Regions from separate parts of the Homo sapiens genome. Here region 2 is linked to region 1. Evidence: chromatin contacts called from ENCODE Hi-C or POLR2A ChIA-PET data. All regions are on one chromosome and are shown on one strand. Each heading gives the region's core, a stretch centred on a gene start or an enhancer-like site at or near the end of the contact. The rest is flanking DNA. Distances are from core to core; before and after follow the strand shown. Region 1 overlaps CAP2 (cyclase associated actin cytoskeleton regulatory protein 2). Region 2 holds the start of KIF13A (kinesin family member 13A).

Region 1 (2,700 bases), core at 126-2,625:
GGGTTATTGTGAGGATTAAATGAGAAAAAGCAGGCGAGGGTCATGTGACTGACTAGAAAAGTTCATTATTAGTCAGTGTTGTCTGACTGCTTTAGCAAAAAGTCCCCAAATCTCAAAGGCTTAACAGAAGAGATTTTTTTTCTTGTTCACATAAGGTCTGCTCCAGTGTTTTTGGTTGCCATTCTTCCACATGGTAGTTCAGGGTCCAGGCTTCTTCCATCTTGGGGCACCCAACTCCTCTAATTCCTCAGCCATTGAATTGGAAAAGAGAATGCAGGAAGGTTTTATGGGCTGGGCTTGGAAATGGCCTATGTCACCTCACCTTCATTCAGTCTTCTGGTCATTCCTAGCTGCAAAGGAGACTGGGGAATTTAACCCACCTCTATGCCTGGAAGGAAGAAGTAACAGATTTGGTGAGCATTTGGCCAGTCCACCAGAGTGAGTCACTTGGTTTGGCTAAAATGAGCTCTTTCTCTGTGGAAATGTATTGTCTTTCCAAAAACTCATAGGGATTTTCCAGACTAATACCCCATTTCTCTAGCTGTCCAGGGAAAGACAAGAAAGACTTTGAAATCTAACAGCTGAATTTTTATTGCACTTGGGTATAAATAGATGTATCTATGTATGTATGCGATATTTCAAAATTTCTTTTAACTACAGTGAGTTTATACTTTTTCCCTATAAAATGTTTTACCATAACGATAAGGTGTCAAGTTATTGTCCAGTATTTTAAAATGCCAAACAAAGTAATCATGTGACTGATCTCAGAGCATACCTTGGGTAAATTACTTGGTGCTAGTGGCAGGTCTAGAAATTGCAAAGGAAAAGCAAACGAAGGAACACAGAGCCAAACTCCCAAGTGTTTCTTAAGTCCATGCCCAGAAAATGTCATAGCATTGCTCAATCAGAATTGCTGAATCTTCCTGAAAGATTTGGCCATGATTAGTGCTGCTAAGTTCTGTTGTCAAGGGCCATATGACAGATAACATAATGCAATAAAGTAATTCTGGCCCTAATGTAAAATGAAATGTCTATTTTGAAATATTGCTATGAAGTTGGGTTTTTCTTAATACAAAGGCATGAAGAAAATATTCTGTTGAGTAACTACTGTTAATTATATGTGCACAGCAAGGATTTTTAATGGGTTTTTAAATATCGGTTTCATTGATCTTGGAAGTAGAAAAAAGCTACAAGAGAAGTAAAAGGTAAAAAAGTTAGGCCGGGCACGGTGGCTCAAGCCTGTAATCCCAGCACTTTGGGAGTCCGAGGCGGGCGGATCGCGAGGTCAGGAGATCGAGACCATCCTGGCTAACACAGTGAAACCCGTCTCTACTAAAAATACAAAAATTTAGCCAGGCATAGTGGCGGGTGCCTGTAGTCCCAGCTACTCAGGAGGCTGAGGCAGGAGAATGGCATGAACCCGGGAGGTGGAGCTTGCAGTGAGCCGAGATTGCGCCACTGCACTCCAGCCTGGGCAACAGAGCCAGACTCCGTCTCAAAAAAAAAAAAAAAGGTTTCATTCTTTGTATCACGCTTAGTTATGTTTCAGTTTAGCCATTTAGCCGTGGTATTTCCCAGTGGTCTGGATTGACAGTTTCAGGAAGGAGTAGCACCTTAGAATCTAAACCAGTGACTCACTTTATGAGCTTTTCCAAATTACCTCGATAGTCTCACTTCATAAATATGCGTAAGTTTCTGCTCTGTTAATAGTGCTGAATGGGCCGGGCGCGGTGGCTCACGCCTGTAATCCCAGCACTTTGGGAGGCCGAGGCGGGCGGATCACGAGGTCAGGAGATCGAGACCATCCCGGCTAAAATGGTGAAACCCCGTCTCTACTAAAAATACAAAAAATTAGCCGGGCGTAGTGGCGGGCGCCTGTAGTCCCAGCTACTTGGGAGGCTGAGGCAGGAGAATGGCGTGAACCCGGGAGGCGGAGCTTGCAGTGAGCCGAGATCCCGCCACTGCACTCCAGCCTGGGCGACAGAGCGAGACTCCGTCTCAAAAAAAAAAAAAAAAAAAATAGTGCTGAATGGGTTGGCTCTCTTCACTACCAACACAAAAGCACCCAAAGGCAATATATGCTTTTAATTTCTGGAGAAGTGTATTAGTTTAAGTTCAACTAAAATATCTGCTTAAATATAATTTATGTAGTATAGGTAAAAACCAATTGCATTCTGATACTTACAAGATTGCTTTTATGTAAACAGCAGCTTTCTGAGTAGCAGAAGGTGGAGAAGTGAGGCAAAAAGAAGGCTTTTTTCCTTTTCCTATGAGCCTTCCAATGGCAAGAGAATTACCTTGGTAATTACATGGTGGCTAGCATGTGACGGCTACTGCCCGTGCTGGATGTAGATGCTGGTTAACACACAATAAAACACCAAGGAAGGAAGGAGAGGCAGGGGTTTGTGTGATATCATCAGGGTTTGCTTGAGTTGACAGCCTGAAGCTACCCAGTCAGGGCTGAATCCCAACAGGAAAGCTAATCATTAGTTTATCAGGATGCAGAGAGGGAGGTAATCAGAAAAGAGAGTAATTCTGTCATTCTTCTGCCCAGACTGTTTGCTTTAGCAACATAAAGCTGTGGGTGAGCCTGTGAGCTGTGACTATGAGTTGGTAGCTTTATAGGTATTTAGAAACCCAGGACTGTGGAGGCAGAAGGGATTTGCTAAGATCCTGTCCTGTTGGAACATCACTCATGGT
Region 2 (2,700 bases), core at 199-2,698, 520 kb after region 1:
TGTAAACTCTCCCGTTTTTTCACATATATATATTTACAAGCTACTGCATTATTATATTGAATGAATTCCAACCGATTTCTTCTCAGAGGCTTACTAGAAAAATGCCAAATATTCAAATTATTTTGGGGCGTTAACCCATACTGTTGCATGGAACAGAACGGAATTAATAAGGATCCAACAGTTACCACTTTTCAAATGCAAATATGTTGCCATCTAGTAAATACAGCCCCTTTTTAAACATCCCTCAGTGTCTATACAGTTCAGGGCCCTACTTTTGTTTCTTTGAAAATCAAAATTCGCGCATTACATTGAGGCATTATCTCAACTCAGCAACAACAACTAAAATAGATACTAACTAGTCCAGCCTGAGTCTACATCGTACAAGACTTTTGCTTTATTTTTTCCTCCCATTTTAGACACACTGTCCCTAAACAATTCTGCCAAAGGAAACAAACCCTGCAGTGATGAAAAGAATCACGGACACTGGGTTCCACGAACAATAAGGTCGTGGGCTGGTCACCTGCCCGCCTCGGGCCTCAGTTTTCCTGTCTGTAAAATGTGGCCGCTGGACGAATCACCTATGGGGTCCCATCCGGCCCTCTCCCTCCCGGGTGCCTCGCAGCCCGCCCGGGCTCAGCTGACTGGTGCTGTGGCCAGGGTGCCCTGCCTGCCGCCGCTCTAGATGGAGGAGAAGGGGGGCGAGGGAGGAGAGGAACTTGGACTTGCAACAGCTTCAAACAGGAGCCGGCGACAAACTTGAAGCCGTCCTCCTAACAATAGGAAAGAGCACTCCCATTTTCCTGGCTCAAACTTGCGGGACCCCGCGAGGCTGGATCCTCCCAGCCGCCCTCTCGGAACCCGCTTTACCTTTCTCCCTGTTTGGTGTTAGAAGGAGGAGGGTGCAGGACCGTTTGATTCCCTTCCATCTCCACCACGCACTTGGTGTTCAGTTCCAGTTCTGAAAGCAGAGAGAAAGGGACGTTGCAAAGTCCAGCATCCGCGCCTCCAGCCCGCCCGCCCGCCAGCCGCGCCGAGCGGGGCTCCGTCCCTGGAGGCGGCCGAGCCTGGAGACGGCGCCCCGGGCACCACGGCCAGCGCGGACGCCGCCTCCGCCCCGGCCCCCCGGCCCCGGCCGCGCTCTCGCCGTCCCGGCCCCGCAGTTTCTAAAGTTGCCCCCGCCCTCAGCCCGAGCAGAAATAAAAAAGAGCGGAAAGCTCCTCACCTCGTCGGTTCATGGGCCGGACCCGGACGGCAACTTTTACCTTGGTATCCGACATGTTGGCTGCGCTCGCCCGGCCGCTCGCCGCGCCCGCTCGGCCTTAGGCGGCCCCTCACGCGCGGCGCCGCCGCCGCTGCAGCCGCGCGCCCCTCGAGCGCGGCCGCCGCCGCTCCGCCGTGAGCTCCGAGAGGCAGCGCCGAGGCGCGCGGGCCATCCCGGGGGAGCGCGACGCGGGGCACGGCCGCGGCCCGGGGAGGGGCGGGCGCGCGGGGCGGGGCGCGGCGGCGGCGGCGGCGGCGGCGGGCGGGGAGGAGGCCTCGCCGGCGGGCCCAGGCGCAGCTCTAGCCGCGCCGCCCCAGCCGAGACCGCAGCGCCGCGGCCCCTCGCGGCTGCCCGGGGCCCCGCGCCGCCATGTTCCGCGCCCGTCACCCGCCGGGGCTCGGGAGAGGCCGGACACGGCCACGCGCGGCGCCCCCTGGAGCGGCGGGACGGCAGTGAGAGGAGCGGCGAGCAGCGCGGCGCTTAGGGGAGGCTGGAGTCCGGGGCGGGACGCATTGTTTCCCCAGGGGACCTCCCAGGCCAAGCCTGCACCGGCGCCCGCGGGGCCCCCCCCCGGACACCGCCGTGAGCTCGAGCCGCCTTCTGGGGCCGCTGCCACCCGGAGCCCCGGGACGGCAGCAAGGACCACGGCTCGCCGCGCTGGGTGCGCAGGCCTTCCCCTCCGAGTCCCGGCACGCCGCCCCCTCTGTCCCACACGGAGCCTGCAGCGGTATTTTAAGATCTCTGTGGTGAACCGAGACTAGAAATGAATCTGTGAATCCACCACCGAAACAGTGTATGTTTGTAAATAGTGCTCTCCCTTCCTTTCCCGGCCTCTCTTGTCTCGGGAGGGATGTCAAGTGGGCTGGGAGGGCCATTAACTCTTACATAAGAATTTAATAGCAATGGATTCTGTCATCCTGCCAAATGCAGACCTCGCTGCCAGGGCGGAACTGGGCGAATCCGATTTATTCTGTTTGGTTCAACAAGTGCTTAAGGGGCGCTCACCGAGTGCCAGGCATTTTGAAGCGTACAGAAGTCAAAAATCCAGAGTTTAGATCCAGGAATCTTTCGATTTTGCTTAAATCTAGAAATCCACTTATTGGAAGATGCATTGAGGTTTTACTGTGTGCAGGGTGCTGTTGAGGACACACAGAAACATGAATAGCATGATGCAGAGGCACACGCTAAGGTGGAAGAGAGGGCGTGGAGACTTATTATGCTAGACAGTGTACGGCAGGTGCTAGGAGAGGGGTCCGTCCGCCTCCAACCGAGGTGATGCTACGCTTGACCCTCGAACAACACGGGTTTGAACTGCACGAGTCCACTTACACGTGGCTTTTTTTCAACCAAAATCTGATTGAAAATACAGTATTCGTGCTCTGGCACAGTGCCTTACGCCTGTAATCCCAACACTTTGGGAGGCCGAGGCGGGAGGATCA

The links. Hi-C counts contacts between places; a loop is a spot of excess contacts on that map. ChIA-PET counts read pairs that join two places held with the same protein, here RNA polymerase II (POLR2A).
Region 2: a map of ovary shows a loop between it and region 1 (13-fold over the local background). The contact joins the promoter of KIF13A here to the enhancer-like site in region 1. A Hi-C loop is called at or near these places in 1 of 168 maps with a recorded cell type or tissue (ovary). POLR2A ChIA-PET finds 5 or more read pairs at or near these places in 2 of 52 experiments (CD8-positive, alpha-beta T cell and WTC11).

Annotation. Positions count from the first base shown.
Region 1 is chr6:17,470,334-17,473,033 of GRCh38, forward strand. The region is part of intron 4 of CAP2 (cyclase associated actin cytoskeleton regulatory protein 2); the gene reads left to right. Among named protein-coding and RNA genes, the nearest start is that of CAP2, 78 kb to the left of the region's middle. Within about 2 kb of position 1,376, at least 4 of the 41 ENCODE cell types and tissues checked have a DNase peak (open chromatin) inside an H3K27ac peak, as active enhancers do.
Region 2 is chr6:17,986,187-17,988,886 of GRCh38, forward strand. KIF13A (kinesin family member 13A) reads right to left here and starts at 1,449. Exons shown (of 39, transcript NM_022113.6): 1 at 1,223-1,449; 2 at 868-958. The coding sequence starts at 1,277. RefSeq lists silencers at 1,035-1,154, 1,525-2,024.